4 separate regions of the Homo sapiens genome follow, and regions 2, 3 and 4 are each linked to region 1. The links are chromatin loops, found by intact Hi-C in ENCODE. Cell type or tissue: CD4-positive, alpha-beta T cell. All regions are shown on one strand. Region 1 overlaps ACOT7 (acyl-CoA thioesterase 7). Region 2 overlaps ESPN (espin). Region 3 overlaps PLEKHG5 (pleckstrin homology and RhoGEF domain containing G5). Region 4 has its middle 11 kb from the start of ACOT7.

The links. Hi-C counts contacts between places; a loop is a spot of excess contacts. Peaks named below come from ENCODE experiments on the same cell type or tissue, not always from the same donor. Only the 100,000 strongest peaks of a DNase experiment are listed, where the experiment ranks them.
Region 2: a loop joins it to region 1, with 7 times the contacts of the local background. A loop is called at or near these places in 14 of 110 quality-filtered maps.
Region 3: a loop joins it to region 1, with 4 times the contacts of the local background. A loop is called at or near these places in 7 of 110 quality-filtered maps.
Region 4: it touches region 1 in a loop (10-fold over the local background); 64 of 110 quality-filtered maps call a loop at or near these places.

The regions. Positions count from the first base shown.
Region 1 is chr1:6,344,403-6,352,402 of GRCh38, reverse strand. ACOT7 (acyl-CoA thioesterase 7) reads left to right here. Exons shown (of 9, transcript NM_007274.4): 2 at 2,537-2,654. Among named protein-coding and RNA genes, the nearest start is that of ACOT7, 45 kb to the left of the region's middle. In CD4-positive, alpha-beta T cell, a CTCF peak has its summit at 4,283 (motif pointing left); DNase peaks (open chromatin) are centred at 3,612 and 4,272; H3K4me3 peaks cover 1,102 bases; H3K27ac peaks cover 1,588 bases.
Region 2 is chr1:6,433,687-6,441,686 of GRCh38, reverse strand. ESPN (espin) reads right to left here. Exons shown (of 13, transcript NM_031475.3): 3 at 1,247-1,433; 4 at 879-1,061; 5 at 622-753. Among named protein-coding and RNA genes, the nearest start is that of MIR4252, 7.8 kb to the right of the region's middle. RefSeq lists enhancers at 1-268, 1,497-2,010 and a silencer at 1,149-1,258. In CD4-positive, alpha-beta T cell, CTCF peaks have their summits at 492, 705, 905 and 3,463 (motif pointing right); DNase peaks (open chromatin) are centred at 1,236 and 3,486; H3K27me3 peaks cover 857 bases.
Region 3 is chr1:6,471,021-6,479,020 of GRCh38, reverse strand. It overlaps PLEKHG5 (pleckstrin homology and RhoGEF domain containing G5), which reads left to right. Exons shown (of 21, transcript NM_020631.6): 2 at 1,363-1,492; 3 at 2,985-3,090; 4 at 3,499-3,559; 5 at 3,883-3,974; 6 at 4,434-4,570; 7 at 4,857-5,008; 8 at 5,567-5,770; 9 at 5,847-6,035; 10 at 6,399-6,494; 11 at 7,213-7,263; 12 at 7,384-7,533; 13 at 7,921-8,000. The coding sequence starts at 1,450. Among named protein-coding and RNA genes, the nearest start is that of TNFRSF25, 8.8 kb to the right of the region's middle. RefSeq lists enhancers at 1,059-2,258, 3,615-4,135, 4,136-4,657. In CD4-positive, alpha-beta T cell, CTCF peaks have their summits at 3,125 and 3,328 (motif pointing right); DNase peaks (open chromatin) are centred at 3,360, 6,444 and 7,434.
Region 4 is chr1:6,400,738-6,408,737 of GRCh38, reverse strand. No RefSeq gene overlaps it. Among named protein-coding and RNA genes, the nearest start is that of ACOT7, 11 kb to the right of the region's middle. In CD4-positive, alpha-beta T cell, CTCF peaks have their summits at 3,687 and 3,889 (motif pointing right); DNase peaks (open chromatin) are centred at 3,907 and 6,847; H3K27me3 peaks cover 295 bases.

The DNA of each region.
Region 1 (8,000 bases):
CAGCGGTTCCTGAGCTGTTTGGAAGGAATGAGGGAGGTGGGGAGGGGAAGAGGGAGGGGCCAGGTGTGGAGCAGCTGGTGGTGGTATGCAGGATGGGAAGGAATCCCAGCTGAGGCTGGGACTCACTGGCTGCCCTGGCTTGGAGGGAAGGTGTCTGATTTGGGGAAAGGGAGAAGGGGTAAGTGAGTTGGGCTTTGAGCCTTGTGCATTGGAGGTGACAGCACAGTCCCCAGGCAGGAGTCAGGTCCTGTAGGGGAGAGGGTTGTGTCTGACCTTGAGGGCAGGGGCTGGCTTCCTGGGTGGTCAGTTGGGGAGTTAGGATGGTCCTTGGTGCAGGACCCAAGGTGCCGAAGAAAGGCGGCCAGGCCCGTGGTAGCCAGCTGGCGTGCGGTCTGCAGTTCCTGGCATGTACTCCTGATGGCACAGCGCCAAGTGCCGAGTCCTCACTTTGTTGCCAGGTGGCTCCAGGCTCTTCCTCGGGGCCTCAGGCACTGTCCCTGGTCTTCTGTCTTAAAGGCTACCCACATATCTGTCCTGTCTTCAGTGCCCACCGCATGAAAGCACTTCCTCCGCTGCTCTGCAGCCCTTGGCCCGCGTCTTCTCTCCCTGGCCTTGTGTCATTCCTGGGGGCCAGCCTGCTGTGTGTGGCTCCACTTCACAGACAGGCAAAGTGAGGCCTGCAGCAGTCATTCAGGCTGCTCTGGAGGCTGGCTCTGCTGCTCCTGGGAAATGCTGGGCTGATGTTTCCTCACTGCTCTAGAACCAGGAGCTGGGCCCTGCTCTCCGCACCCACCCACAGCCTTGGCTAGTGCCCCCAGGACAGGCCTGTGTGGAAAGTGACCCTCTGCCCGCTGCAGCTGGTGCGGGGAAGGCCCTTCCTACTAAGTGGAAAACAAAGGGAAGAGGCTGATAGAATCATTTTGTGACTTATAATTGGCTACCTCATAACTCAGACAAAAAAAGCCCAAAAACCTTTCATAGAGTAAGTTCAATTTTTAAAAACAAAGGTATTTTAAAATGAACACTTGAGAAGCCAAATGAGGTTTCTTGTGTGCTCTGGGGATCCCCCGGCCACTGTGTCACGCCGTGCCGGCCGCTCCACAGGCAACTGTCCCTGAGCCTCCCACGGAACCTTGGGCCCTGCCTGACCTCAGAGCCAGAAGCCAGTTGGCCTAAGTGGGCCCTGGTTTGCATAATAGACTCTCACCCAGGGTGGAGGGGTGACACTGGGGATGGGCAGCTATGGGTTGCTGGGGGACATCTGTGGTCATTTGCTCTAGAAGTGGCATCCTGTGGCCAGATGGTGGGTTTCTTGGAGCTTCCAACCAAGTTGGCTAAATACTTACCAAAAAGGGAAAAATTCTCCTAGTTAACGTGTGGACTATCTACTGTGTACCATGTGTCTGCCAGCGCTGTTGTGGAGTGAGTGTGCGATCTGCGTGATCTCCCAGTTAGGCGAGGCAGTGTTGTCATTCTACCCATTGTACAGATGAGCACATGGAGGATTGAGGGTTCTGACAGCTTGCCCAGGTTACCTAGCAAGTAAGAGCCAGAGCCAGGAACGCTCTTGGAGAGTGACTTGCTCAGCCTTGGAGCTGCTAGAGAAGCAGAGAGGAGATGCAGACCTGGGGAGACGCTGCTCCTGGGGCCCCCACACTGTCCAGCAAGGCTGGGCAGGCTACACAAGCTGCAGGTGGATGCTGGACCCTGGACCTGTGCCCGCTGCCTGTCACTCGTCTCCAGGCCTCGGCCTGTGAAGGCGGCTTTCATCAGCTGGGTGCTGTCTGGGAAGGTGCCAGGCAACTTGCCCTGGCAGGACTGCCAAGCTGGCTTGTTGGGATTCCAGAGATTTCGTGGAGCTCCCACACTACCGGCTGCTCACGGCAAGGATGAAGTTGTTCCTCTTTGGGGAAGTGAGGTGGCGTTTCCATTCCTTCTGACCTGGGAGGCTCCTTGCCTTCAATCCAGGGCCTGATTCCACACTGCCCCCGGGACCCACAGAGGAGCTTAGCGCGCAGTGGGCAGGCGCTCACCTGCTGACAGGGCCTGGGGTCTTGAAGCTGCGACTCATGTTTAGTTCTCAGAACAGCCGTGGCTACCTGGCTTCTCTGGGACTCCTGACGGGGGTGGTGGTGGTCCCGGGAATTTGCTCCTAGGGTCACAGTCTGTGTGTTGGTCACTGGGAACCCCAAGGGCTGATCACCACCTCCCTGCCCTGTGGCTTTGCTTAAAGGTCTTCACCATCAGCCCTTCCCTGCCAGGGCAGTCCAGGGACATGTGGCTTCAGGGGGAGAAAGTGCCCCTCTGCCCTCCTTCTCTCTCATGGAAACAGCATCTCAGGGCCCCTTCCGTGGCCTAGCAGGTGGCACCCCACCCTGACGAACACACCACCTAGGAAGAGCCCAAACATTGGGAAGGTTCTCTTTCCTCCGGGAGCCATTGAGCCCTTTGGGGACCTTCTCCCCTCCTTGGATTGTCACTGTTGCACAAATGGCATCCTCTCCAGAGGCCTCATCCTGCTTCTCCTCTGCCCTAGGATCATGCGGCCAGATGATGCCAACGTGGCCGGCAATGTCCACGGGGGGACCATCCTGAAGATGATCGAGGAGGCAGGCGCCATCATCAGCACCCGGCATTGCAACAGCCAGAACGGGGTAAGGGTCTGGGCCCCATACCTCTGGGCCCTGGAGGCCGCACCAGTGTGAGTTCAGGACAGGAGTTCCCCGGGGAGCCAGGCCTGCAGCCTTCCCTCCCCTTGTGCACTGGGCCTTGGGAACTGTGGGAGAAGTGGCCCAAGTATTTCTGCACCGGACCCTCAGAGCTATGCTTGGTTTTGGCCTCAGCCAGGAGGTGTAGGAACCCACCAGAGATGAAGCGTCAAGCAAGCTGACAGGCCCTCCCTCCACCACTCCCCGCCATGCCGAGTCCCCCGCCAACCTGGCCCTGATCAGAAGCATGCCCCGCCTCCGTGGGGTGGAGTTTATTGTGATGGCCAACAGCTGAGACATAAGAGGCCAGACAGCAGATGTAGGAGAGGTCCCACCTCTGCCCTGACCAACCCTGGTGGCCATGGCACCATAGCAAGTGCCGTGGCTCTCTGTGACTTGGCCACTTCCTGGCTTTGAAGCTCACAGGCCTGGTACCACTGTGCCCACAATGGGAGCAGCTCTCCACCTGCCCCAAAATTGTGTAGCTCGGGAGGGCCCTGTGACCCTAAAGCTGGGGACAAGGGGCACGGTGTCTAGTGTCAACCTCAGGGCTGCTGTAGGACATTCAGCCATCCCCAGCCCTGGGGAGGGGACATTTTCTCTGAAGGGCGGCTGTTGGGGGGAAGCCAGCCCTTGGGTGCTGAGGACAGGGCGTCTGCCTTGGTGCCGCAGCTGCAGCCTCTGCACTATGGGGCTCGGTCAGCACACCTTCTGTGGCCTCCAGGGAGGCAGAGAAGAGGAAGACTCAGCCCCAGCTTGGAGAGTGGGAGTGTGAGGTGCAGGTCCCCACCATGGGCACGGGCATAATGCCACTCTATCAAGAGGCCAAGTGGAAGCCACGTCAGAGACCAGGGACCAGCGGAGGCACTGTGAGCTCTGAGCCACACTGTTGAGATGCAGGAAGTGGCTGCTGGCTCTGTCAGCCTGGGCTGCCGGAACTAAGACCACAGCCTGCTGGCTTGTGAACAATGGAAATGCATTTCTCACAGTCCTGGAGGCTGGAAGTCCAGGATCAGGGCGCCGGCAGATTTCGTGTCTGTTGAGGGCCCATTTGTTTCCTGGTTCATAGATGTCACATCACTTCCTGTGTGTCCTCGCTTGGTAGGAGTGGCTCTCTCAGGCCCTTTTATAAGGACACTAATCCCATTTGTGAGGGCTCTGTCCCCATTCTCTCATCACCTCCCAAAGACCCTGCCTTCTACTACCATTCCCTTGGGGGTTAGGATTTCAACACAGGGATTTTGGGAGGTGGGGACAGCCATGCAGAGCATGGCACATGCATTCAGCCTGGAACAGTGGGTAGGGTGTGTTTCAGTGGAGGAGTGGAAGCTGTGTGTGTGTGCGTGTGTGTGTGTGTGTATCTGCGTATGCATGTGTGTGTGCATATGTAGAATGAACCAAGCCACAGTAAGTGCGGATGGTTGGACGTGGATGTGGGGGATGTCGTGTGGTACAGGTTCAGGAGTGGGTTTGCTGGCAGTGCCTGGTTTAGGAGGGGCTCGCTGGCTGGGCTGGGGGTAGATTGATTCTTTGGACCCGAGGCTCCGGTGCAGCTCAGTCACGTTCAGAGAGCACCCTCTGGTGGCTGTGGGGAGGGTGGGCCTGAGCCTGAGAGCCTGGGGCAGGGGTGAGGGCCAAGTCCCAAGTTCCTGTTGCACCCTTCCAGAGAGAGACAGTGAGGGTCCCTGGCAGGAGAGCATGGACACAGGGAAGGAAAAGTCCCCAAGATGGGGAGGAAAGATGAAGGAGGGGCTTGGGAGGCCAGAGGGTGATGCTGTCACTCAGAATCGTGGAATTATTTTGCTGCCATTTGGTCAGCACTTGACATTCTGCAAAGCTCCAGAATGCTTCAGGAGCTAAAGTTTAGCTCATGGAATCCTCACAACACCCCGGAGAGGCAGCTGTTCTTGTCTTGTTTTTTTTTTTCTGAGACAGAGTCTCACTCTGTCACCCAGGCTAGAGTACAATGGTGCGATCCCGGCTCACTGCAATGTCTGCCTCCCAGGTTCAAGCGATTCTCCTGCCTCAGCTTCCCGAGCAGCTGGGATTACAGGTGTGTACAACCACACCTGGCTAATTTTTTTGTATTTTTAGTAGAGATGGGGTTTCACCGTGTTGGCCAGGCTGATCTCGAACTCCTGACTTCAAGTGATCTGCCCACGTCGGCCTCACAAAGTGCTGGGATTACAGGCGTGAGCCACTGCGCCCAGCTGCTGTTGTTATTTTTATTATCCCAGTTGCATAGATAAGGAAACTGAGGTACAGAGAGATTGAACACTTGCTTGAGGCCACCTGGGGAGGCAGATGGTAGGTCTGGGCTGTGACTATACCTCGAACCTGTGCTTTGAACACTTGCCCCTCCTTGCTCCTTCTCCGGATCTGGGGCTGCTGGAGGGACAGTTTTGACACATTGGCTTGGAGAAGCCTCTGGGAGGCTGGTCCCCAGGATGGTGATCCAGAAATTCTAGGCTTAGGAGGGGGTCTCTGAGTTCCAGGCAGCCCCAGGGCGTGGGGGTGAGAACAGTCCCAGTGCCTAGAAGGGCTTTGCTGGGGCCCTAGGTGGGGCAGGGGACCCCCGCATCCACACTCCCCTGGTGGTGCCTTCCAGTCTGTGGCTGGAAGTCCCAAGGTTCTGTCTCTGGCTGGGGCCTCTTGGCCAGCCCATCTGGATGCCTACTTGGCCTGCTTGGCCTTGATGTGCAAAAAAACGACACTCCTGTCCTTGCCCCAGGCTTGCTTCTCCCAGCCTCCCTCCCCTCAGTAAATGGTCTCTGCAGCACCCCGGTGCTCAGGCTCAAAGCCTGGAGCCTCTGTCAGCCTCTCTCCCTCCCAAACTCATGAGGCTCTGGGAGCAGATCCCACTGCTCTACCTTCCAGGAAGTCCAGATCTGAGCACAACCCCCAGGCCCACCCCCACTTTGGGTCCAATGGTGCTGCTCTTCCGATCACCCGATCACCTGATCACTGCAGCAGCCTCCTGGCAGGTCACCCTGCTGGTCCCTGCTGCCTGGTTTGTTCTCCAGCAGTAGCCAGGGAGATGTGGAGTCAGGGCACAGTGCTGCCTGCTCAGAGCCCTCCAGATCTCCTGTTTCGCCCAAAGCCAAAGGCACGTCCGCACGAGTCCCTGTCTCTGCCTAGCGCGGCTCGGGGACCTCACCTCCTACATCTCTTTCTCAACTCTCCCTCTGGCCACATTGGCTTTTCTGCTTCTTCTCGGACTTGCTGGGTGCATTCCTGCCTTGGGCCTTTGCACTGGCTTTCCCCAGATATCCACAGGGCCCTGCCCTCTCCTCTTCTAGGCTCTACATAAAAATGTTGGAATCCCAGCACTTTGGGAAGCTAAGATGGACAGGTCACTTGAGCTCAGGAGTTTGAGGCCAGCCTGGGCAACATGATGAAACTTTGTCTCTACAAAAACTACAAAAATTAGCCAGGTGTGGTGGCCTGTGCCTGTAGTCTCAGCTTCTTGGGAGGCTGAGGCAGCAGGATCACCTGAGCCCAGGAAGGTTGAGGCTGCAGTGAGTTGAGATCACATCACTGCTCTCCAGCCTGGATGACAGAGTGAGACCCTGTTTCTACAAAAACAAAACACAGCGTCCGGCCATGCCCCTGATGGCCTGGCTCCCTCTCTGCTTCCAGCTGCTGCTCCACTCCTGACCTGCTGTGCTTGTACAGAGTGGTAGCCCCACGAGGGCAGGCAGGACTTCTGCCCTTGGTTTCTCCAGACTGAGCATAGAGCGTGCTTAGGCATCATCTGATGAATGCTGGGAGCTCGGGCCTGGCACCGTCAACCGTCATGGAGAGCGTCCACCGAGTAAGCGCTTACGATGAGCCCGCGGCCACGCTGGGGCTCACCCTTCCTCTCCCTGTGTAGTCTTCCCAGCCACCTGCTGAGACAGGCACTGTTCTTAACCCTGTTTTACAAGTGGGGAAACTGAGGCCTAGAACAGTTAGGTGGCTTTCCAGACAGCTGCATCCTCAGAGCTGCCGTCAGCCAGAAGACGGCCGGGGCTGGGCATGGTGATGAGACCGCACCCTCTCTGGGCCCTCACTGGATGCCGGGCATGGTCCACGCACTTGACGTTTGTCAATTGCCTTATCCCCGCATGTCAGAGAGAGACAGCTATCCCTGCCTCTCCTGGGCGTTTCCTAAGCACCGAGTTCTTCCCATTCGTTATCCCCTCGAATCTCTGCAGCAGCCTGTTGGGACCATTTATTATCTGTGTTTACAGAGACTGAGACGTGGAGAGGTTGTGTCGCTGCACAAGGTCACAGAGCTAGTAAGCAGTAGAGCTAGGATTTGAACCCAGGGCCCAGAGCTGTTCTTTTAGGCTCTGCCTCTGCAGCTGCTGTCCTGGCTGGAAGCCCTGTGGCCATGAGGAACCCAGTGCCTGTGGTTTGCTGGGATGCCTGTGCCTCACGGGCCGTGTGATACCAGTTGCTTTTGAGAGCGTGGCAGAGGGCACTTCCGGGCAGGTGCTGATCAGGAGCTCGTGTCTCTGTCCCAGGGCAGGGTGGGGCTTTTCCTGCTCCTGCAGTCCTGGAAGCAGGAGGTGTGGGGCTCATCCGAGGCACTGGCTGCTGGGAGATCTTCCCATGGAACGCAAATACTTGTCAGTCCATGTATTGAAGTTTTGGATCACACTGGCCTTCAGGGACTCCCTGGGCCTGGTCCAGAGCCCTGCCCGCTCCTGGGAAGCAGCCGCCCACCAGCAAATCAGAGCCGTCCTGGGTCCCGGCTCCTGCCATCTGTACCCATCAGACACACAGAGCCACCTCTGCAGCCTCCCAGGCTGCCAGATAGTAAAACAAAATCCTCCCACAGGGTCTCCTGATAGTGAAATGGGACCGTGGCAAGACTCCTGTGTGGATGCCTGGGAGACATTACTTTTCTTCTTCTTTTCTTTTTTTTTTTTTTTTTTTTTTTTTTTGAGACAGAGTCTTGCTCTGTCGCCCAGGCTGGGGTGCAATGGTGCGGTCTCAGCTCACTGCAACCTCTGCCTCCTGGGTTCAAGTGATTCTCCTGCCTCAGCCTCCCGAGTAGCTGTGACTACAGGCATGTGCCACCACACCCGGCTAGTTTTTGTATTTTTAGTAGAGACAGGGTTTCACTCTGTTGGCCACGCTGGCCTCGAACTCCTGACCTTGTGATCCACCTGCCTCGGCCTCCTAAAGTGCTGGGATTACAGGCGTGAGCCACTGCGCCCGGCCCTACTTTTTTCTTTAGTATGTTAAGCTGGGAGAGAACCAAGCTCAAGGGTCATCAGTGGCCTTCTGCCCTATGAAGGACAG
Region 2 (8,000 bases), 89 kb before region 1:
ACCAGATGGTGCAGAGCCCTGCACTTGGAGACATCCACAGCTGAGTTCAAGTCCCATTGGGTCACTTCATGGCTGTCTCACCATAATAACATAATTTAAAAAGAGTAGCGTGGGTTTCCAGTTATGACCCAGCCATGAAGTCAGCAAATGTATGGTGCAGGGGCTGAGAGGTGCCTCCTGGCCAGGCCATCAAGGTAGGTTCTCCACTCTAACAGTTACTGGTGATGCCATCTTGGTGCCCCGCAGACTCACTTTATCCATATGTGGAACGGGACACTTAAACACTCTTTTCTGCAGAGGGTGGCTGTGAGTTATACCCAAGCTAATGTCTATGGGTAGGTGAATGAGCCTGCCTATTCCCAGTGGGTCCTGTCTTGTGATTTCTCCAGCCTTACCCCTTGGGGTGACTCTGGTCTTCCCTGTCCTCTTTCCGTTGACCTTTGTGCCTCTACTCCCTCAGTCCCCAGTAGGCAGTGGTTCTGGGCTGAGAGGTCGTGTGGGGTAGCGGGCTTCACGTCCCTGAACCTCAGCTTCCTCCTTGGTAAAAGGGGTGACGACACCCACCACTGGGGTGGAGGGGCGAGAAGAAAGAATGCGACAGGAGCAGCTCAGGGATCGTACCAGGTTCTCCACCGTGCGCAGGTAGCGGGTGCAGTGGCTGTGGCCGTTGAAGTCCGACAGGTCGGCGGCCGTGTACCCGTCGCGGTCGCGGACGTCCAGCTCCGCGCCGTTCACTACCAGGATCTGGCAGCACTGCGGGGGCACGCAGTGAGGACCCGGCCGCGGCCGCGAGCTGGGACCCCCGCGCCCGGGCAGGGCCGTGCTGAAAGCGCGGTGCCAGCAGAGGGCGCGCGCCCCCACCCCGGGCCCGCGCTGACCTCTAGCTCCCCGTTCTCGGCGGCGTCGTGCAGCGGGGTCCCGCCCCACAGGTCAGCCGAGATCTCCCCGCCGTGCAGCAGCAGCCAGCTGAGCACCTTGGTGTGGCCGCGGCTCGCCGCGAAGTGCATGGCGGTGGCGCCGTCTTTGTCCTGCTCGGACAGGCTCACGTCGGTGCAGCTCACCTGGGCGGGACGGGCGGGGAGAGGGGGGCGGGGGCTGGGCGCCAGGCCCCTGTAGGCCCGCCCCCTGTACCTCCGTGGCCCGCCCCCGCCCCCCCGCCCCACCCCTGATGGCCCCGCTCCCTCCACTCCCCGCCCTGCCGGCTCCGCCCCGCCTCCCCTGCTCCCCGCCCGGGCCCGGAGCTCACCAACCACACGATGACTGGGCTGTGGCCCATCTGCGCCGCGGCGTGCAGCGGGGTCATGCCGTCGTGGGCGCGCGCGTGCGGGTCTGCGCCGCATTCCTGCACCAGGTACTGGGTCACCTCCAGGTGGCCCTCCTGGCACGCCAGGTACAGGGGCGTGGCACCGTTCTTGGTTTGGGCATTCACTCCCCTGCGGAGACACAGCGCCCACCGTGGGCTTTCAGCGCCTCACCCCCTCCGAGGCCTTCTTACCCGCCCCCATCCCGTCCCGGGGAGCCCTGGACGGCAGGGAGAGTGGGTGGGAAAGGGCCCTGTCACCGGCCCGCTGCTGCCCGGGGGGCTCCCCCTGGACTGAGTCCTGAGCCACCCTCCCTCAGAGGTCCCTGAGGGCGTCCCACCCAGCACTGCCCTGCCCTCAGTCCTACTTTTTTTTTTGAGAAGAAGTCTAGCTCTGTCGCCCAGGCTGGAGTGCAGTGGCTCGATCTTGGCTCACTGCAACCTCTGCCTCCCGGGTTCAAGCGATTCTTCTGCCTCAGCCTCCTGAGTAGCTGGGATTACAGGCATGTGCCACCACGCCCCGCTAATTTTTTGTATTTTTAGTAGGGACAGGGTTTCACCATGTTGACCAGGCTGGTCTCGAACTCCTGACCTCGTGATCCGCCCATCTCAGCCTCCCAAAGTGCTGGGATTACAGAGCCACCGCACCCAGGCTCAGTCCCACTTTTTAACCGAGGTCTACAAAGATGTGGTGAGCTGGCCTCTTCTCCCCTCTCACCCACTGTCACCATGAATCCCCACACCTGCTGTGTCTGACCTCTATCCCTTTCATTGTGTGCCCCCTCCATCTGGAATGTCCTTCTCCTCCCTCTTGAAGACTCAGTACCCATCCCTCCTCCATGAGGGCCACCCTGATTTATTTCCCCCTTGCTGGCCTCCGCCCCACACTGCCCAGGGCCACTTGAGCATGACCTGTCATGCTTGGTTGACCATAACTGATTTTGACCTTTGCCTCCCCCAGAAGACTGAGTTCCCAGAGGGCAGGGTGGTAAGGGTTGCCAGACAAAAGGCAGTTCACACAATTCAATCTGAATTTCTGATAAACGGATAATGCTTTAGTATTCTATATCCCAAATATTGCATGGGACATACTTATACTAAAGTACAGCTTGTTTATCTGAGATTCAAAGCTAGTCAAACGTCCTGGGTTTGGTTGTTGCTGTTTTTGTTAATCTGGCAGCCCTCAGGATGTCCACTATGTACTGAATGCTTCTGCTGTGCTAGCTCTGGGCTACGGCACTAGCAAGCAGGTTCTTCTTTTTTATTTTTATTTTTGAGACGGAGTCTTGCTCTGTCATCCAGGCTGGAATGCAATGGCGCAATCTCAGCTCACTGCAACCTCTGCCTCCTGGGTTCAAGCCATTCTCCTGCCTCAGCCTCCCAAGCAGCTGGGACTACAGGCATGTGCCACCACGCCTGGCTAATTTTTGTATTTTTAGTAGAAACCCAGTTTTGCCATCTTGGCCAGGCTAGTCTCGGACTCCTGAGCTCAAGTGATCCGCCTGTTTCAGCTTCCCAAAGTGCTGGGATTACAGGTGTGAGCCACCGCACCCGGCCATCAACTATTACTATGACCATCAACTGAGATTACACCGGTAAGGCACCTAGCAGGGGACCTGCCAGAATCAGAATTCAGTCAATGGTGCAGCTGCAGCTGAGGAGGCTCACAGGTGGGGCTGGGACTCTGTGCCATCACCCATAGTCCCACAACAGAGGCACAGACTCAGCTCTCTCCTCGGTCACACAGCTGGTAAGTGGCATTTGAACACCCATCTGTCTGTGCATGCAGGGCCTGGCCGGCAATATGGGCATGCAGGGACTGAAGAGCTGGAATGTGTCTCAGGGGCTTCTCCTAGGGCCTAGCTTTCGGCTGTCACTGTCCCTTATCCTTGCTCTCCCAGCCCAGAGGGGGGCCTTTGAGCTGTGCCACAGTCTTGCTTCTTGTCTCTTTGTCTTCCCAAACCCATCCATGAAATGGGGACAACAGTTGTCATCCTGACCTTGTGCAGAGTGCCTGAGAAGTGCTTGCAGAGCCCTGAGCACAGGCCTGGTGCCTGGCGCACAGCCATTGCTGAACTTTAGGATCCTTCCTTGTGCCTGGGAGGACCAGCCACCAGGAGGGTCTATGGCTGGCCTGGTGTGTCCAGGTGAACAGCCAGGGTGCAGTTACCACCGAAGGACACTAGGTGGAGCCACAATCTATCCCCAGACCCAGGAGAAGCTCCAGGTTGGGGGCCGCGACCTATTGGGTTCCAATTCACCTTTTGTGCTTAGGAGGCCAATTCTTCACAGGACTTCACATCCTGCCCATCTACCTCCCCCAGTGTTTCACCCCCTAGATCAACCACATGCTCCACCCCGCATTCATCCCTCGCTCACCCATCCAACTGCCCATCCGCTTGTTGCCTGCCCATCAATGGGCACCAGGCTACCCCCCTTTGCCCACCCACCCTCTTGTTCCCAACACGACTTAGCCCCTCTTCTGACCCCTGTCACGTGTGCCCTCTCCCTCCCTCTCACACACATCCTGAGACCCTCCCAGCTGGCATCTCCCTGTCCCTAAAGCCCTGGTTCTCTGTCTACTTCCCTGACTCCTGAGACCCCAAGGCTGTCTGCAGCCCCCATGGACCTCCACTCACTGATTTCTCCTCCCTCCCCACTCCCTAGACACAGGGCTGCCATTTGCTGGGGCTGATGCTGAGCCCGGCACTTCACGATGGTGCGGGGAGCAGGCACCATGCCTGGTGATCCAGAGGGGGTCCCGTCGACATAGATGAGGGAGACAGAAGACACAGCTACGTATCTATCTTCAGAAACATGCTGGCTCGTGGCTGCCAGCCTCCACACCCCAGCGCCAGCGTCACCCCCACGCACACTCACATGCTGCTGCGTCAGGAACAGGCTGTTGAATATTTCATGACTGACACTCAGCGGCCTAAATTATTCACCCCGTAACCAAGGCACAGTGAGTGCCGGGGTCTTGGGGATCAGGGGCTGGTGGGGGCCCACTGGGTTCTATCTGTAGAGGCCCACGGCGGTCTGCACAGCTGGTGGGGGGGCCAGACCTGCGGTGAGCTCTGCTCTCCCAGCACCCCCCACTTGGCAGAGATCCATGACCCAGGGGTGCCCAGCCAGCCGGAGAAGGTCTGAGAAGCTGGCACCAAGCAGGATCTGAGCAGCAGGGGGCAGTGGTACCCACAGCCTCCTGCAGGGCCGCTGGCTGGCATTCCCAGCCCAAGTTCCTGGCACGGAATGAGCCCTCAGTAAGTGCTGGAGCTCATCACCATTCTCGTTAGTATTCCACCATCTGCACTCACACGCCCCATTATGGAGTCAGAGCCTCCAGCTTGGAATACCCCAGAACATGGGACAGATATGCTGATGGGCTGAGGGGGAGGGGATCCTGGCTCAACATCCCCTTGGAATACCCCAGAACATGGGGCAGATATGCTGTTGGGCTGCGGGGGAGGGGATCCCGGCTCAACATCCCCCTCCACCTTGGCCTGAGGACAAGAAGAACAATGGGCACTCTCACAGTCACTGGGGAGTATTACAAAGATATGGATGAGCATAAGGACCAAAATGAAATTCTCATCACACACCTGGAATCCAAGCACCTTCGGAGGCCAAAGCAGGAGGACTGCCTGAGCCTAGGAGTTCGAGACCAGCCTGGGCAACATAGAGAGACCGCCATTCTCTACAAACAATACAAAAATGAGCCAGGTGTGTTGGTGCACACCTGTAGTCCCAGCCGCTCAGGAGGCTGAGGAGGTAGGATCACTTGAGTCCAGGAAGTTGAGGCTGCAGGGAACTATGATCATACCACTGTACTCCAGCCCGGGTGTCAGAGCAAGATCCTGCCTCTAAAATAAATAAATAAATAAATAAATAAATAAATAAATAAGAAAAAATTCCCATCACTGGAGAGAGGAATTAATAAAAGTAATAATAGTAAATAATAATAGTGATAGCAGCCACCATTTACTGAATGATTACTCTGTCTCAAGCACTGTGATGAGTACAACACACACGTTCTCTCAGCTGGTCCTTGTAACCCCACAGGACAGGTGTTAGCATTGTTCTCCTGGTACAGATGAGGAAACTGAGGCACAGAGAGCTAAGATCACTCTGTGAGAAAGAGGCAGAGCCCCAATTTGAGGCTGCGTCTCATGCAGAGCCTGCTTCTGACTCCAAATGTGCCACGTCTACACCCCTTCTGCTCTTGGTTGGTCTGTCCCTCTGCCTCCCTCCCTCCCACCGCACAGACCACTGCCCTTCTCCCGCAGACCTCACTGCTGGGAACTCAGGAACACTCTTTGCCAGCTGCTGGGGCACAGCCCCGGCAGGAGGACCTGCAGGGAGGGCCCCGGCTTCGCTATAAGGAGGACCTGGCTCAAGTCCCGTGCCTTTGAGCTGTGCCACAGTCTTGCTTCTTGTCTCTTTGTCTTCCCAAACCCATCCATGAAATGGGGACAACAGTTGTCATCCTGACCTCATGCGGAGTGCCTGAGAAGTGCTGGCAGAGCCCTGAGCACAGGCCTGGTGCCTGGTGCACAGCCATTGCTGAACTTTAGGATCCTTCCCTGTACCTGGGAGGACCAGCCACCAGGAGGGTCTATGGCTGGCCTGGAGTGTCCAGGTCCTGCCAAGTATGGGCCAGGCTGGGCACCATTTCTGTTGTGGGGAACACTACCTAGAGGGGAGAGGATGGGTCTTTGGGGAGACCTCTGACTCCCAGACCCCTGCCAGCTCTAGCCCCGACCACAGTGACAGCTGCAGAAAAGTGCTCCCAGACCAAGCCCTTGCCCTTTGCCCCGGCTTTGACCCAAACCCTCTTTGTAGGTCAGAGGCGCCCTGGCGATGATCATATAAATCATGATTTGTTTTCTTTCTCCTGGGAACAAAGATGCTATGGATGAACTGTAACTATTCATCAAGTCACCTCTGATTACACAAAAGAAACATGGGTCGCCCGTGTGGGCTGTGGGAATCTCCGGCGGAGACTGGTGCCAGCTGACTGCCAGCGCCGCCGCAGGGAGTGAGCTGCCCATGGGGCCAGACCCGGGCTGAAGAATGATTCCCGCAGCCCTCCCCACTGCCAGTCATGCCTCCCCAGAGGGAGGCCAGGAAGAGGCTCTCCATCCGAGGATCAGTCCAGCTGCGGCCTGTGACTGCTTTGAATTGAAATTCACCGAGCCTATGGTGGCTCTATGGCTCTCGGTGTCCTCCAGTCAAACTTCCCGGCCTATGTTAAAAGATTCCCGAGTAGGCCTGGCCCAGGGAAGAAATGCAGCCCTGATTTGAGAAAGGTTCTACACCCCAGGCCGTCAGCTAGCATGGAATAGTTCCAGAAGCCTACAGTTGCCTGCAACTCTCCCAGCCTCCCAGGTCTTCCTCCTGGCCCCTAATTAGGCCACATTTGACCCCACCTGAGGCCTCTACACCTCCCCGCATCACTGCCAGTTCCATCAAGGCAGGGCTGCGAGGCCCACCCTCTTTTCATTAGGGTCTCAGCTCTCCTCTCCTCAAAGACACCTGGCTTCCCTGACCCCTCAATTTCAAGAACCATCCCCATCGCTTCCTACCAAACTGCTCATTTCACTACACAGCACTTGTCACTCCTGAATTATCTTGTTCTCCTATTCCTCAGACCCATACACACATGGATAGAAGAATGTATGGCTGACGTGATGACGGGCCGGGCAGTTGGGTGCACCCAGTTGCTTTTTGTTGAATGAATAAATATGAGAAGGGACATCCAGGCCAGGAGTAGGGGATCTCTCTTCACTCATGGCCTCAGGCTGGTAGGGCAGGTTAGGTCCACTTGCCAGACAGGCTTGGGAATGCTCAGAGGGGAGTTTTGTCTAGGGTCACATGCAATGAGCTATAGGCAGAGTGGACAAGTCCCTGGGATTCCATACCCCACTCATTCAGCAGACGTTTACTGGAGTCAGGCTCTGGGCATACAGAGCCGGGAAGACAAAGCCCCTGGCCTCATTAGTCAGGGACAGATGGGATGAAAACACACATCTGTCTGTGTGATGAAGGGCCTGGCTGGAAATTCGGGCATGCAGGGAGTGAAGAGATGGAATGTGTCTCAGGGGTTTCTCCTAGGGGTTAGCTTTTGGTTGTCACGCAGGATGCACACAGAACGCAAAGCCAGGCAACCATAGGGCAGCTGGGAGGCCAGGTGCAGTGGCTCATGCCTGTAATCCCAGCACTTTGGGAGGCCGAGGCGGGCGGATCACCTGAGTTCAGGAGTTGGAGACCAGCCTGGCCAACATGGTGAAACCCCATTTCTACTAATAATACAAAAATTAGCCGGGTGTGGTGCCATATGCACCTATAATCCCAGCTACTCGGTAGGCTAAGGCAGGAGAATCACCTGAACCTGGGAGGTGGAGGTTGCAGTGAGCCGTGCCACTGCACTCCAGCCTGGGCGATAGAGCGAGACTCAAGTCTCAAAGAAAAAGGGCAGCAGGGAACAAGGCCAGTGGGAGAGTGAGTGGGCATCATGGGTGCGGTTGACAATTTCAGCAAGGCTCAGGGTTGGCCTTGCTGAGGTGAGGTCTGGGCAAAGACTTGGAGGAAGGCAGGGTGCAGGCGGGTATCTCTGATCCCTGCAGAGGGATCAGCCTCTGTGAAGGCAGGGGCGCTGGCCTGTTGGATGGGACCACAGCCCGGAGGAGGGATGGCCTCT
Region 3 (8,000 bases), 130 kb before region 1:
TTGGGGAGTCCAGAGGGCATGTGGATGTCATGTGCTATTCTTATAATTTTTGGTAGGTTTGAAATATTTTAAAACAAGTCTGGGCGCGGTGGCTCACGCCTGTAATCCCAGCACTTTGGGAGGCCGAGGCAGGCGGATCACCTGAGACCAGGAGTTCAATACCAACCTGGCCAACATGGTGAAACTCCGTCTCTACTAAAAATACAAAAATTAGTCGGGCGTGGTGGATTGTGCCTGTAATCTCAGCTACTTGGGAGGCTGAGGCAGGAGAATCACTTGAACCCGGGAGGCGGAGGATGCAGTGAGCTGAGATCGTGCCATTGCACTCCAGCCTGGGCAACAGAGCGAGACCCCTTCTCAGAAAAATTTAAAAAAATAAAAAGAAAAGAAATATTTTAAAACAAAACTTGGGAAAAATAAAGAGAGTGGGAGGAGAGAACTAGGAAGTCGTGAATACTGATACCTGTTTACAGAGTTTAGCTGTGAAGGGAAAGAAAGAAAGTCAGCCGTAGCTGGAGGGTGAGGTGAGGCCTCTGTAAAATGGAGAAATAAGGCTGGGCGTGGCAGCTCATGCCTGTAATGCCAGCATTTTGGGAGACCAAGGTGGGCGGATCACTTGAGGCCAGGAGTTTGAGACCAGCCTGGGCAACATGGTGAAACCCCGTCTCTACAAAAAATACAAACACTCGCCTATGGTGGTGTGTGCTTCTAGTCCAAGCTACTCGGGAGGCTGAGGCTCGAGGATCACGTGAGTCTGGGAGGTCAAGGCTGCAGTGAGCCATGATTGTGCCACTGCACTCCCTGTCTCAAAGAAAGAAAGAAAAAAAAAGATGGAGAAGCCGGGCGCGGTGGCTCACGCCTGTAATCCCAGCACTTTGGGAGGCCCAGGCGGGCTGTTCACGAGGTCAGGAATTCGAGACCAGTCTGGCCAACACAGTGAAACCCTGTCTCTACTAAAAATACAAAAAAAAAATTAGCTGGGCATGGTGGTGTGCGCCTGTAATCCCAGCTACTGGGGAGGCTGAGGCAGGAGAATTGCGTGAAACCAGGAGGCGGAGGTTGCAGTGAGCCGAGATCAAGCCATTGCACTCCAGTCTGGGTGACAGAATGAGACTCTGTCTCAGAAAAAGAAAAAAAAGAAAAAGATGGAGAAATAACCACGTGTTGGTGTGGCAGTGGGGGAAATGATCCAGCAGAGGGGAAACTTGATGATGTGGGAGAGGGGGGACTGCTGGGGGGCGTCTCCTCACCCTGGATCGAGAGATGGAGGGCAGTTCATTCTAAGTCCCTGCAGCGCTGGGCCGGGGTCGAGGGATGTGGTGGATCTCGTGGACCTCCTGAAGGCTTCTGTCCCCACCCCAGGTATGTCACCACGCCGACTGCCAGCAGCTGCACCGCCGGGGGCCCCTCAACCTCTGCGAGGCCTGTGACAGCAAGTTCCACAGCACCATGCATTATGATGGGCATGTCCGCTTCGACCTTCCCCCACAAGGTGAGCACAGGCGGGAGCCGCAGCTCGGCCCCCAGAGCTCCTGTGTCAGTGTTTCAGTAACTGTCGGAAACGTGCTAGGGCGTCATAAGGACAAGTCGACTGTAAATAATGAAACCCGAGTATGTTACGGTTCCTTTTGTTCCAAATGTTTTTTAGCAAGAGAGAAAGTCCATGAGCGTGCCCCTTCCAGAGGCAGGCCTTTCTCTATCTGGTGCTGTGCTCTCACTGGTTCTCACCTCCCCCAGCTGCTTTTGCCCCTGGCCTGTGGCCCACACAGAGAAGGCCCCTTTCTTTCTAGTTCTGCCTATCCTCAGGGCAGGGGACTTCTGGACAAGTCCTGCAAGCCAGGCTGTGGGCCTAGCAGAGGCAGTGTGGAGTGGGGGTGGCCAGGTCAGGAGGCACTTGGAGCAGGAAATAAGAAATTCCTCTTGCTGAGCAGGGACCCAGCTCAGGCCCACCATCAACTGCCTATGGAGGAGTGGCTCGCAGGCACCCAGGCCTGGTGAGAAATGCCAACCCCCGAGTCCTTTCCCAGCTGATCAGAGGAACAAAAGGATTCTTCTGGTTGGGCACGGTGGCTCATGTCTGGAATACAAAAAATACAAAAATTAGCCAGGTGTGGTGGCACACACTTGTGGTCCCAGCTGCTCGGAGGCTGAGGTGGAAGGATCGCTTGAACCCCGACAATGGAGGCTCCAGTGAGCCCTGATCGTGCCACTGCACTCCAGCCTGAGCGACAGAGCAAGACCCTGTCTTAAAAAACAATAAACAAACAAAAGACTCTCTCCCACTGCCAGGGCCCCTTGGGAATTCAGGTGTGGTCACAGCATGGGGGAGGGGAGGCCTGGAAGAAAGAGCCATGGACTTTGGTCCCTTCCTGTAATAACCTCAGAGGCAAGGCTTCCTTATCCTTATTTTATAGAAGGGTAAACTGAGGCCACAGGTGAGTTTGTTTTTGGGGTGGAGCTTCACCATGGGTGTCATCCCAGGGCCTTTGTGTCCTTTTGGGTCTGTGGGGATAGACAGCAATGACTAAGGCCAGGCAAGGTGGCTCACACCTGTAATCCCAGCCCTTTGGGAGGCTGAGGTGGGTGGATCACTTCAGGTCAGGAGTTTGAGAACAGCCTGGCCAACATGTTGAAACCCTGTCATTACTAAAAATACAAAAAAATGAGCCGGGTGTGGTGGCACACGCCTGCAATCCCAGCTACTCAAGAGGCTGAAGCATGAGAATTGCTTGAACCCAGGAGGTGGAGGTTGCAGTGAGCCGAGATCATGCCACTGCACTCCAGCCTGGGTGACAGAGTGAGACCCTATCTCAAAACAAAAACAAAAAACAATGACTGAGCCCCTCTCCTCACAGAACTGAAGGGCCCTTGCTACCTTTAATCTGGGGGTTCCAGGGTAACAGGCTGTGGTCCCTCTGGAGGCAGCCATGCTGCAGGCTAAGGAGGGGCGGGGGAGGCACAACCCTCTCCTGCTTTCTCCCAAGGCTCTGTGCTGGCCCGGAACGTGTCCACCCGGTCATGCCCGCCGCGCACCAGCCCCGCAGTGGACTTGGAGGAGGAGGAGGAGGAGAGCTCTGTGGATGGCAAAGGGTAGGTGAGGGATGAGTGGGCAGAGAGATACCTGGAGGGCCCCACGGCTGGGTCTCAGATCAGACATTCAGGACCAGATGCTCTGGCGCCTTCCTCAAGTAAGGCTGATGGGCAGACCTCTTCCCACGCCTGTGGCTGTCCTGACTCCGGGAAGAGGCCACCCAGCCTGGGCCAGCCTCCAGGGTGCTTGGGATCCTAGCCCACACCAGACCAGGTACCGTTCGATGTGACTCCCGTGTTGGCCACCAGAGGGCGCACAGCCCTATGCGGGCCTGGCCGGGTTGAATCCACGCGGGTTACCTGTCACCTGGGGTGAGCCAAGGGCGGGGAGGCCACAGGCCCACTCGCCGCCCACGCTGGCGAGGGCCACCCACACCTCCAGCCTCTGCCCTCCTCGCTTCCCTGCAGGGACCGGAAGAGCACAGGCCTGAAACTCTCCAAGAAGAAAGCAAGGAGGAGACACACGGATGTGAGGAGCCCCCCAGAGCCGGCAGATGCGGGTTCCCTACAGCCTGCGCCCTTCCCCGAGCCTGGGCCTTCCTCCGGGATGGGGGTGGGGAGGTCTGCATCCCAGGGTGCAGAGGTCTGGGAGATCGCTGGGGTTCCCTTTCTTGCTGGGGTTCCCATCCGAGACCGGAGGGTGGGGAGGGTGGGGAGGAGGGTTGGGAAGGAGGGTGGGAAGGAGGGTGGGGAGGAGGGTTGGGAAGGAGGGTGGGAAGGAGGGTGGGGAGGAGGGCGGGAATGAGGGCGGTGAGGAGAAGCTCACAGCCCCCACCCCCACCATCCTCCCAGGACCCAAGCAAGGAATGCTTCACTCTGAAATTTGACCTGAATGTGGACATTGAGACAGAGATCGTCCCAGCCATGAAGAAGAAGTCACTGGGGTAGGGCTTGATGGGGCTCAGGGTGGAAGTGGGACTGGGAGTAGGGGTGGCCCCATGTTGCAGGCTCCGGGTCTCTGCAGGTGTGACGTGTGTGTCTGTGTGGTGGCCCGTGAGCGAGCGCATCCCTGCGTGGGCAGACCCGTGCTGGTGTGCACGCCAGTGTGAGGGAGTGCGGTGGGGTCTGTGTACTTGTGCATTTTAATCATGTATGCAGGAGCCAGGCCTGCGTGTGGGCAGGCGTGTGACAGGTCTGCCGTGGTATGCAGATGCGCCTGTGTGAGCACCTCTGCGGGCAGGTGTCTGTGGACCTGCGTGTGATCCCATGCGGGCTTCCCTTTTCCGTTGGGAAGGTGGGGGCAGCTGGGGCTGTGGGTGGGGCGGGGGCTCGTGGGGGCGGGGCCCAAGCTGAAGCGACTGGCCGCCTGGTTCTAACACACATGCCTCCTGTCCTGGGGGCAGGGAGGTGCTGCTGCCTGTATTTGAAAGGAAGGGCATTGCGCTGGGCAAAGTGGACATCTACCTGGACCAGTCCAACACACCCCTGTCCCTCACCTTCGAGGCCTACAGGTTCGGGGGACACTACCTTCGTGTCAAAGGTGAGAAGCAGCCTGGGCCAAATGGGGCCGCTGGGACTGGCGGAGCCTCCTGGAGATGGGCGCCCTTCCCAGGCTCAGGTTCCCATTGGTCGTGGGCCTGAGCAGCCTCATTACCATACAGGTGTCTCTGCTGGATGCTGCTGGGGGAGGGGAGGGTGCTGGCAGGGCGGGGCTGTCGGGGGAGGGCAGGCAGGCCTTGGTGTGGATCCTCCGGGGAGAGAGGACCGGGGACCCCCTCCTCCACCAGACCAGGGTACTGAGGATCTCTCGTGGCCCCCACATGCAGCCCCAGCCAAGCCTGGAGATGAGGGCAAGGTGGAGCAGGGCATGAAGGACTCCAAGTCCCTGAGTTTGCCGATTCTGCGGCCAGCTGGGACCGGGCCCCCCGCCCTGGAGCGTGTGGACGCCCAGAGCCGCCGGGAGAGCCTGGACATCTTGGTGAGGAGGAGGGGGTGTGTCAGGGGAGGGGGTGGGAAGGGGCCCAGGCTGGGCCCACAGCCCCTCCTCAGAGGCAGTCACCCTGGGTCTCTCACTGCCCCATCTTGGGGTTTTAATTGTCCCTTCTGGAAAATGGGGTTGGCTGGGAGAGTAGGGGACCCTCTCTCTCTGGATCTAGCCATAGCCCAAGGTGAGGGCTTGTATCTGAGACTCTTCTAGTGCCAGGGGTCAGGGAACCTGTGTGTGCATGTGTGTGTGAGAGCACTTGTACCTGGGGCTACAGACCACCCAGAGCTGTGTTCCAGAGTGCATCTGAGTGTGTAACTCTGTGCTTCATGCTTGAAGCTGGGGGACTGGGGGATGATAGTCTGGGCGTATCTGTGTCTGGACCTTCCAGTCTCCAGATATGTCTGGGTCCCAGGAGAGGGGACACCCCAGGGTAGAGATGCAGAGACCCTCCTCCATCCCAGGCTGGCCTGAGGCCCTGGAAACCCGCCCTGGGGTGGGGCCATGGGGGCTGGCAGGGGGTCCCGGCCCTGACCACCCTTCCCTGACCAGGCCCCTGGCCGCCGCCGCAAGAACATGTCGGAGTTCCTGGGGGAGGCGAGCATCCCCGGGCAGGAGCCCCCCACGCCCTCCAGCTGCTCTCTGCCCAGCGGCAGCAGTGGCAGCACCAACACTGGCGACAGCTGGAAGAACCGGGCGGCCAGTCGCTTCAGCGGCTTTTTCAGCTCCGGCCCCAGCACCAGCGCCTTTGGCCGGGTATGTGGCCCCATCTGCCCAGGGTCAGGCAGCTGGCTGGCCATGACCCCTGACCCTGACCAGGGTATCTTTCCAGGAGGTAGACAAGATGGAGCAGCTGGAGGGCAAGCTGCACACCTACAGCCTCTTCGGGCTGCCCAGGCTGCCCCGGGGGCTGCGCTTCGACCATGACTCCTGGGAGGAGGAGTACGATGAAGACGAGGATGAGGACAATGCCTGCCTGAGGCTGGAGGACAGCTGGCGGGAGCTCATTGATGGGCATGAGGTGAGTGCGGGCCACAGTGCTGCTCCCTCCTTGTCCCGAAAGGAGGACAGCCCTCGGGAGGACCCAGTGATCAGATGTTCCATGGGACGCCCCAAAGAGGCCACTGTTACCATTAGCCCACTTTGGAGACACTGAGGCTAGATGAAAATGGTGTGCTGCTTGGCTGTTTTAATGGCAGAGGAGGGCCCAGATCTTGGGTGTCTTAACTGTGATTACTCATGTGGTGTCAAGGGTGACCCTGCTCCTCTTGGGACCTCCATGTCCCCATTGGGAAAATGAGAGTTGCATGCAGGTTGCTTATCCTCCCCGGCCACCCTAAGGTGCTCCAGGCCTCGTGAATGACCCATCCTGCCCTCCCTCTAGAAGCTGACCCGGCGGCAGTGCCACCAGCAGGAGGCGGTGTGGGAGCTGCTGCACACGGAGGCCTCCTACATCAGGAAACTGCGGGTGATCATCAACGTGAGTAGGGGCTGCGCTGGTCCCCGTGGCCACCCTGCCCCCCTCTTTCTGACAGCCCTCAGCTGAGTCTGAGCCTTTGCAGAAGGAGCAGGTGCCTGGCAATGAGGTGGGGGCAGGAAAGTCAGACAAGGGCTGCGCCCAGGGAGGAGGTGCCTCCTAGAGGAACCTGGGAGGGGGCTTCGGGCAGGTTTGTCAGGTTCAGCTGAATTAGCACAGGTGAGGCCTCATTCTTTCACTTTCGTTCAGTGGCTGTTTCCCAACACTTGCTGTGTGCTGGGTGCCCAGCAGGCCACGCCCTGGACGGGACAGAGTGAGCTGGCAGTGTAGGGATTTCGGCTCAGGGAGGGGAGCACCTACCCTGGGCTTGGAGCTTCCTGGAGGGAGGAAGCACCCTCAGAGGTGAAATCTGGAGGCTAAGCCAGGGCAGAGGTGGAGAAGGGAATTCCAGGCATGGCTTCAAAGCCAGTCTCCCCCGAGCTTCCCTCCAGGAGGGACCAGGGCAGTGTGACCTCGGGAGGGCTATGAGGACTGGGTCTTTCCTCAGGGTCTGGACTACCCAGGTGCGAAGGCCAAAGGGTACAGCCTTCTTATCCGTGGCTGCTGTGGGGCCTCCTGGAACGGGGAAGGGGAAGGAGTGGCAGGGGAGCCTGAGGCTGGGTGGGGCCCTAGGGCTGAGACAGCCTCCCGACCCCAGTCACACCATCCCCTGATCCCACAGCTGTTCCTGTGCTGCCTCCTGAACCTGCAAGAGTCAGGGCTGCTGTGTGAGGTGCGCTGGGATTCGGGGGCGGCGGCGGGTGAGGTACCAGGAAGGAGGGCGGGACCTGGACCTGGGGCGGGGCTAACCTGGCGGAGGGGCGTGGCCAACCGCACCTCCCGCCGCGCCCAGGTGGAGGCGGAGCGCCTGTTCAGCAACATCCCGGAGATCGCGCAGCTGCACCGCAGGCTGTGGGCTAGCGTGATGGCGCCGGTGCTGGAGAAGGCGCGGCGCACGCGAGCGCTGCTACAGCCCGGGGACTTCCTCAAAGGCTTCAAGATGGTACGGGCGGGGCCGGGCGCAGGCGGGGGCACTGAGGCAGGGCTGGGGCGCCGAAAAGCCTCCACGGCCCGATCCGGTCTGCCCAGCATCCCCAACCTCCCCCAGGCCCGTAACCGCACTTGACCCCTTGTGGCCAAGGGTGAGGAATTACGAGGCGGTCGCCCGGGTTTGAGCCTCCACCTGACCATCTACCCCTGATCCCTGGCCACGGGTGGTCACTTTGGCTGAGGCTCAGTTTCCTCATCAGGAAACAGGGATCATAAGCTTGCTGCCCCCTTGGGGTGGTCGCCCAAGTGCAGTAAGGAAGCGCTTGCGCAGCGCCTGGCGCGGGCCGGCCCGCAGGGAGCGCGCGGTAACCGGCGCCGTGGTTGTTCTGCCCCGGGCCAGTTCGGCTCGCTCTTCAAGCCCTACATCCGCTACTGCATGGAGGAGGAGGGCTGCATGGAGTACATGCGCGGCCTGCTGCG
Region 4 (8,000 bases), 56 kb before region 1:
ACTCTGGAGGCTGAGGCAAAAGAATTGCTTTAACCCAGGAGGTGGAGGTTGCAGTGAGCCGAGATCGCACCACTGCACTCCAAGCTGGGCAACAAGAACAAAACTCCATCAAAAAAAAAAAAAAAAAAAAAGAAAGAAAAGAAAGAGAGAAAAAAGGGAGAGAGAGCCAGAAACTCCTCAGATTCTTGGAAATTAAACAATTTTTTTTTTTTTTTGAGACAAAGTTTCGCTCTTGTTGCCCAGGATGGAGTGCAATGGCACCATCTTGGCTCACTGCAACTTCTGCCTCCTGGGTTCAAGCGATTCTCCTGCCTCAGCCTCCAGAGTGTCTGGGATTACAGGTGTGCACCACCACACTCGGCTAATTTTGTATTTTTAGTAGAGATGGGGGTTTCGCCATGTTGGTCTGGCTGGTCTCGAACTCATGACCTCAAGCAATCTGCCCTCCTCAGCCTCCCAGAGTGCTGGGATTACAGGCATGAGCCACCCTGCCTGGCCCGAAATTAACAATGACTTATAAATAACTAATGAGTCAAAGATGAAATCACAAGGTAAACTCGAGAATGTTAAGAACTAAATGGAAATGAAAATACAACAACATAGCAAGATTTATGAGATATAGCTAAAACAATGCTTGTGGGTACATTTAGAGTTTTTTTTTTTTTTTGGAGATAGAGTCTCACTCTGTTACCCAGGCTGGAGTGCAGTGGCACGATCTCGGCTCACTGCAACTTCCGCCTCCCAGGTTCAAGTGATTGTCCTGCCTCAGCCTCCAGAGTAGCTGGGACTACAGGTGCATGCCGCTACGCCCAGCTAATTTTTTGCATTTTAGTAGAGACAGGGTTTCACCATGTTGCCCAGGCTGGTCTCGAACTCCTGAGCTCAGGCAATCCGCCCGTCTCGGCCTCCCAAAATGCTAGGATTACAGGCGTGAGCCACCATGCTGGCCTGCGGGTACATTCAGAGTTTTAAAGGATTATGCTAGAAAAGTAACACCTAGGGTGCATTGGCTCACGCCTGTAATCCTAGCACTTTGGGAGGCCAAGGCGGGCGGATCACCTGAGGTTGGGAATTCCAGACCAGCCTGACCAACATGGAGAAACCCGTCTCTACTAAAAATACGAAATTAGCCAGGCGTGGTGGCACATGCCTCTAATCCCAGCTACTTGGGAGGCTGAGGCAGGAGACTTACTTGAACCCAGGAGGCAGACGTTGTGGTGAGCCAAGATCGTGTCATTGCACTCCAGCCTGGGCAACAAGAGCGAAACTCCGTCTCAAAAAAAAAAAAAGAAAAAAGAAAAGAGAAAAGTAACATCTAAAAGCGATTATTGGCCAGGTGATTGCACCAATGCACTCCAGCCTGGGTGACAGAGCGAGACTGTCTCAAAACAAACAAACAAACAAATAAAACAAAACAAAAGAAAAGAAAAGCAATTATCTGGCCAGGCATGGTGGCTCATGTCTGTAACCCCAGCACTTTGGGAGGGCAAGGTGGGCAGATCACTTGAGGTCAGGAGTTCGAGACCAACTTGGACAACATGACGAAACCCCTGTAATCCAAGTTACTCAGGAGGCTGAGGCAGGAGAATCACTTGAACCCAGGAAGCAGAGGTTGCGGTGAGCTGAGATTGCCCCACTGCACTCCAGCCTGGGTGACAGAGTGAGACTCTGTCTCAAAAAAATGAAAATAAAAAAAGCAATTATCTAAACTTCCAGCTTAAGAAGCTAGAAAAAGATGAGCCAATTAAATCCAAAATGTGTCAAAGGAAGGAAATAAAAAGAACAGAAATCTAGAAAACAGAAAATAGATGAAATACTTGAAACCAAAAGCTGATTTATTTAAATCATCAATAAAATTGATAAACTAAGCTTGACTACTAAAGAAAAAAGAAATGTTGCAAGTTATTAATATTGGGGATGAAAGAGGGGAGTCACTATAGATGCCACAGACATTAAATGAATCATAATTTGGCAGGGTATGGTGGCTCATGCCTGTAACCCAGCACTTTGGGAGGTTGAGGCAAGCAGATCACTTGAGGTCAGGGGTTCGAGACCACCCTGGCCAACATGGTGAAACCCCATGTTCAACAACAAAATACAAAAAATACAAAAATTAGCCAGGCATGATTGCGGGTGCCTGTAATCCCAGCTACTCGGGAGGCTGAGGCAGGAGAATCATTTGAACCTGGGAGGTGGAGGTTGCAGTGAGCCAAGATTGTGCCACTGCACTCCAGCCTGGGCCACTGAGTGAGACTCTGTCTCCAAAAAAGAAAAGAAAGAAGTGCAGGCCAGGTGCAGTGGCTCATGCCTGTAAGCCCAGCACTTTGGGAGGCTGAGGGTGGATCACGAGGTCAGGAGATCGAGACCATCCTAGCTAACATGGTGAAACCCCATCTCTACAAAAAGTACAAAAAATTAGCTGGGCATGATGGCGGGTGCCTGTAGTCCCAGCTCCTCAGGAGGCTAAGGCAGAAGAATGACGTGAACTCAGGAGGCGGAGCTTGCAGTGAGCTGAGATTGCGCCACTGCATTCCAGCCTGGGCGACATAGTGAGACTCCATCTCAAAAAAAAAAAAAAAAAAAAAAAAGAAATGCAAAGATCCTTATATTCATTATTCATGCAATGCAACATTATACAGCAACAAGCATGCACAAATTCCTGCTACCCACTACAGCACTGATGTTGTGGATGGTTATTCCCTTTAGGGAGAAGAGGTCCCCATATTTGGCAGAAAGCAAGAGAAGCACTTCTGGGGTGCTGGTGATGTCTTCCTTGATCTGGGGACGGGTTAATGGGTGCATTCCTTTATGATCATGCATTAAGCCGTACAATTACGATTTGTGCATTTTTTCTGCAACTGCCCTTTATGAATACCCAGATGGTTTCTGTACCATGTGGTATCATAGGTAAGATACTAGCGCCCAGCACAGGGCCTGGTATATATAAGATGCTCAATAAATGCCTGTTTGGCCCTTGAGAATGCTCACTATGAATTAGGTATAATGGTGCTATCTACCAGGCTCTCCCTCTGCACCAGGCCCTGCTCTGATGTGTGCCTGGTAACTCACCTAATCTTTATACAAACTTGACAAGGTAGATACTATTATTGCCCCATTTTCAGATGAGAAAACTGAAGTGCAGAGGGGCCAAGGAACTTACCTAAGGCCACACAGCTAGGAGGTGCATGGAGGTGGGTTTGGACTGTAAGACTCCGGACCCTTTGGTTTATAACATTTTTACTCAACTAGTTAGCCGCCTCATCACCAGTTAGGAAGCCCCTCCAGGTCATTCCCGCTGATGCTGAATCTAACTTGAGTTATTGTCCTGCTGAGGACAGAAGGTAGTTCTGCTCTCTGAGTGATCCTAGGTGTCAAGATGAATGTGTGGCCGTTTCGCCCAAATCTCCCTCATCTGGTGGGCGTTTGGTTGGAAGGCAGTTCTTTCTCTGGGAGCCTGCTCACCAACGGTGAGGAAGCGACTCGGGCACCGTCTTGGGCTCCGGCCTCTGCTGGGTGGGGCTGCGGGCTGGGAGCAGTCGCCTCCAGTGTGTTGGCCACAGTCACACTGGTGCAGAGCTCCCGCTGATTATCTCCTGCACATGAGGGCCCTTTAGCTCTTCACACAGCAATTACTTGATGCATAAAACCAACATCGTTTTTCTTTAAGGCCCTTGAGAAACATACAATTATACCTCAGCTTTTTATTATCATGAGGAAAAATAGAATTACCCTTGACTGTGTGTCTTTTGTCATAATCACGGAGTTCTTGTTAAAAATTTGAGTGGGGGAACGTTTATTGTGATTTGTAGCAAGACCGCCCCAAGAGATGACGCCCAGGTGGGATCCCGGGTGGGGCGCGGGACCCAGCGCTTGGGAATTTGCTCGGCCCCTAGGTGGAGCCAGAGGGCCACAGACCGAGAGACGGAGCGCCTTGCGGCTTACGGGAAGCAACGCGGAGAATTTCACAGGTCATGTCACTTTTATTTATTTATTTATTTATTTATTTATTTATTTATTTATTTATTTATTTGAGACGGAGTCTCGCTCTGTCGCCCAGGCTGGAGTGCAGTGGCGCGATCTCGGCTCACTGCAAGCTCCGCCTCCCGGGTTCACGCCATTCTCCTGCCTCAGCCTCCCCAGTAGCTGGGACTACAGGGGCCTGCCACCACGCCCGGCTAATTTTTTTGTATTATTAGTAGAGACGGGGTTTCACCGTGTTAGCCAAGATGGTCTCGATCTCCTGACCTCGTGATCCGCCCGCCTCGGCCTCCCAAAGTGCTGTGATTACAGGCGTGAGCCACCGCGCCCGGCCAGGTCATGTCACTTAGATCTCCTCCCACTAACCCCGTTAATTTGCAGGCACCGGGGCACGGCTATAATTCTAGTTATAAAGTTTGACCTACTTAAAGAGATGATCTCCAAATGCTGCTTTTGGGAAATGAATGTATGTCTACTCCAAACATAGAGGTGTTTTTCTTCTCCGGGAAATGACCCATTTATTTTTGACCTTCCCTCTTGGATTATGGGTCCCGCTTTCAAATGGGTCGTTTATGAGTTTTAGGTCTCTTTGGAGTGGTTCATTCTGGGGTCAGAGCACTTGACTTTAAAGATCAGGTTAGGCCAGGCACAGTGACTCATGCCTGTAATCCCAGCACTTCGGGAGGCCAAGGCAGGAGGATCACTTGAGTCCAGGACTTCGAGACCAGCCTGGGAAACATACTGAGACCCCGTCTCTATAAAAATCAAAAGAATTAGCTGGCCATGGTTGGTGGTGCACACCTGTAGTCCCAGCTACTCAGGAGGCTCAGGTGGGAGAACCTCTTTAGTCCAGGAGGTTGAGGCTGCAGTGAGCTGTGATCATGCCACTGTACTCCAGCCTGGGGGACAGAGCAAGACATTGTCTCAAAGAAAAAAAAAAAAAGGCCGGGTGCGGTGGCTCACCCCTGTAATCCCAGCACTTTGGGAGGCCGAGGTGGGTGGATCACCTGAGGTCAGGAGTTCGAGACCAGCCTGACCAACATGGAGAAACCCTGTCTCTACTAAAAATAGAAAATTAGCCAGGCATGGTGGCACATGGCATGCCTGTAATCCCAGCTGCTTGGGAGGCTGAGGCAGGAGAATCTCTTGAACCCGAGAGGCGGAGTCTGTGGTGAGCTGAGATGGCACCATTGCACTCCAGCCTAGGCCACAAGAGCAAAATTCCGTCTCAAAAAAAAAAAAGGTTCAGTTAGGAGGAGAGGCTGTTCCTTTTTTTTTTTTTTTTTTGAGATGGTCTTACTCTGATGTCCAGATGATCTCCCCAGGCTCAGGAGATCCTCCCGCCTCAGCCTCCCATGTAGCTGGTACCACAGGTGCACACCACCATGCCCGGCTAATTTTTTTTTTTTTTTGAGACGGGGTTTTGCCATGTTGCCCAGGCTGGTCTGGAACTCCTAGGCTCAAGTGATCCACCTGCCTCAGCCTCCCCAAGTGCTGGGATTACAGAGGAGAGCCATCGTGCCCCTCTAAGTAGCCTCTTCTGTTTGTCTTTTAGATGTGTCGGCCCTTTGGGAACAGAAGACTATGTGTATGCTTCAGCATTTACTCACATTTCCTGCTGGCAACAGACTTAGGGTCTTGTCTATTCAATTCCATGGACAAGAGGAATAATCATGAAGTGTCTATCATCTCTGCAGAGGATAAACACAAGAGCTAAATTCATTAACATGAAAGAAACACAGTGGCTGTGTGAACAGAGCGGCTCTCCGGCTGCATCCTGTATGATTCCTGGGAGGCTGTGATGGCAGACCCTGGAGAATCCTGCAGTGTCCTCCTCTTGTGTGAATCCCAGCTTGAACCAGTTAGGGTCTTCTCCTTGGGCCAAGGTGATCTGAATCCCTCCCATCTGGTCAAACGCATCCATTCCTGCAGCCCCCAGGACCCCAGGGCTGCTTGGCTTCTCAAGCTGATTCACAAAGCTGTACACAGCCCTTCCTCTATGCCAGGCCCTGTTCCACACACCTTTCTTTTTTTCTTTTTTTTTTTTTTTTGAGACGGAGTCTCGCTCTGTTACCCAGGCTGGAGTGCATTGGTGTGATCTTGGCTCACTGCAATTTCTGCTTCCTGGGTTCAATCAATCCTCCCACCTCAGCCTCCAGAGTAGCTGGGACTGCAGGTGTGTGCCACCACAACCGGCTAATTTTTTTTCTTTTTTTTCAGACGGAGTCTCGCTCTGTCGCCCAGGCTGGAGTGCAATGGTGTGATCTCGGCTCACTGCAAGCTCTGCCTCCCTGGTTCATGCCATTCTCTAGCCTCAGCCTCCCGAGTAGCTAGGACTACAGGTGCCCGCCACCACGCCCGGCTAATTTTTTTTTTTTTTTTGTATTTTTAGTAGAGGCGGGGTTTCACTGTGTTAGCCAGGATGGTCTCAATCTCCTGACCTCGTGATCCACCTGCCTCAGCCTCCCAAAGTACTGGGATTACAGGCGTGAGTCACTGCACACTCGGCTAATTTTTTAATTTTTTGTGGAGGTGGGGTCTCTGTATGTTGCCCAGGCTGGTCTTGAACCCCTGGCCTCAAGTGATCCTCCTGCCTTGGCCTCCCAAAGTGCTGGGATTCCAGGAGTCAGCCACTGAGCCTGGTCCTCTTCTATTTTAGAGCTCTGAGTTATATAAATCTTCAGTTCAAAAACTGACATTTATTATGTTTAATGGAGTCAAATACACTAATAGTTAATATTTTAGAATGCTTAATTGCATGTCTTCCCTTACTTGTTCAGTTCTCACAGCACTATGATCACATTACTGATGAAGCAACCTGCCCAGTGAGTGGGTAGGTGACCTGCCTGGGTAGGAAGTAAAGCTATGATACAGAATTTTGACTGGATGGTCCACACCCTTAACCACGAGGCAGGCTCACTACTTCCTTAAAAATATAAAGAAAGAGGCCGGCCTTGGTGGCTTACGCATGTAATCCCAGCACTTTGGGAGGTCAAGGCAGGCGGAACACAAGGTCAGGAGATGGAGACCATCCTGGCTCACACGGTGAAATGCTGTCTTTACTAAAAATACAAAAAATTAGCCGGGTGTGGTGGCACATGCCTGTAGTTCCAGCTACTCGGGAGGCTGAGGCAGGAGAATCCCTTGAACCCAGGAGGCGGAGGTTTGCAGTGAGCTGAGATTGTGCCAGCGACAGCCTGGGCAACAGAGTGAGACTCTGTTTCAAAAAAAAAAAAAAAATTTAAAGAAAGAAAATTGTCCACAACCTCACATCCCAGATATTCCCATTAATTTAAAAAAATTGGAACATAAACATAAAAATGCATAAAACATATGCACAATGTAAAACATTTATTGTAAGCATGTACACTATTCCCCAGGTCAAGAAAACATGAACACTCCCGACCCCCAGGTGATCCCCCAGCGCAATCCTCTCGCTTCCGTTGAGAGGTACCCGCTATCCTGAGTTTTGTGATAATAATTTCCTTGTTCTTTATAGCTTTACCACCTACTTATGTTCTCCTAACAGAGTTTTAGATCATTGCGTGTGTGGCATGATACTATAGGTATTCGTTGGTTTTTTTCTTTTGTTTTTTTTTTTTTTTGTTGTTGTTGTTTTTGAGACGGAGTCTTGCATTGTCAACTGGGCTGGAGTGCAAAGGCGTGATCTTGGCTCACTGCAACCTCTGCCTCCTGGGTTCAAGCGATTCTCCTGCCTCAGTCTCCCGAGTAGAGAAGGGTTTTTTTTTTTTTTTGAGACGGAGTCTCACTCAGTCGCCCAGGCTGGAGTACAGTGGCATGATCTTGGCTCACTGCAAGCTCACAGGCATGAGCCACCGCGCCCGGCCGAGAAGGGGTTTCATCTTGTTGGCCAGATCGGTCTTTTTTTTTTTTTTTTTTTCTGAGACGGAGTCTCGCTCTGTTGCCCAGGCTGGAGTGCAATGGCGGGATCTCGGCTCACTGCAAGCTCCGCCTCCCAGGTTCATGCCATTCTCCTGCCTCAGCCTCCCGAGTAGCTGGGA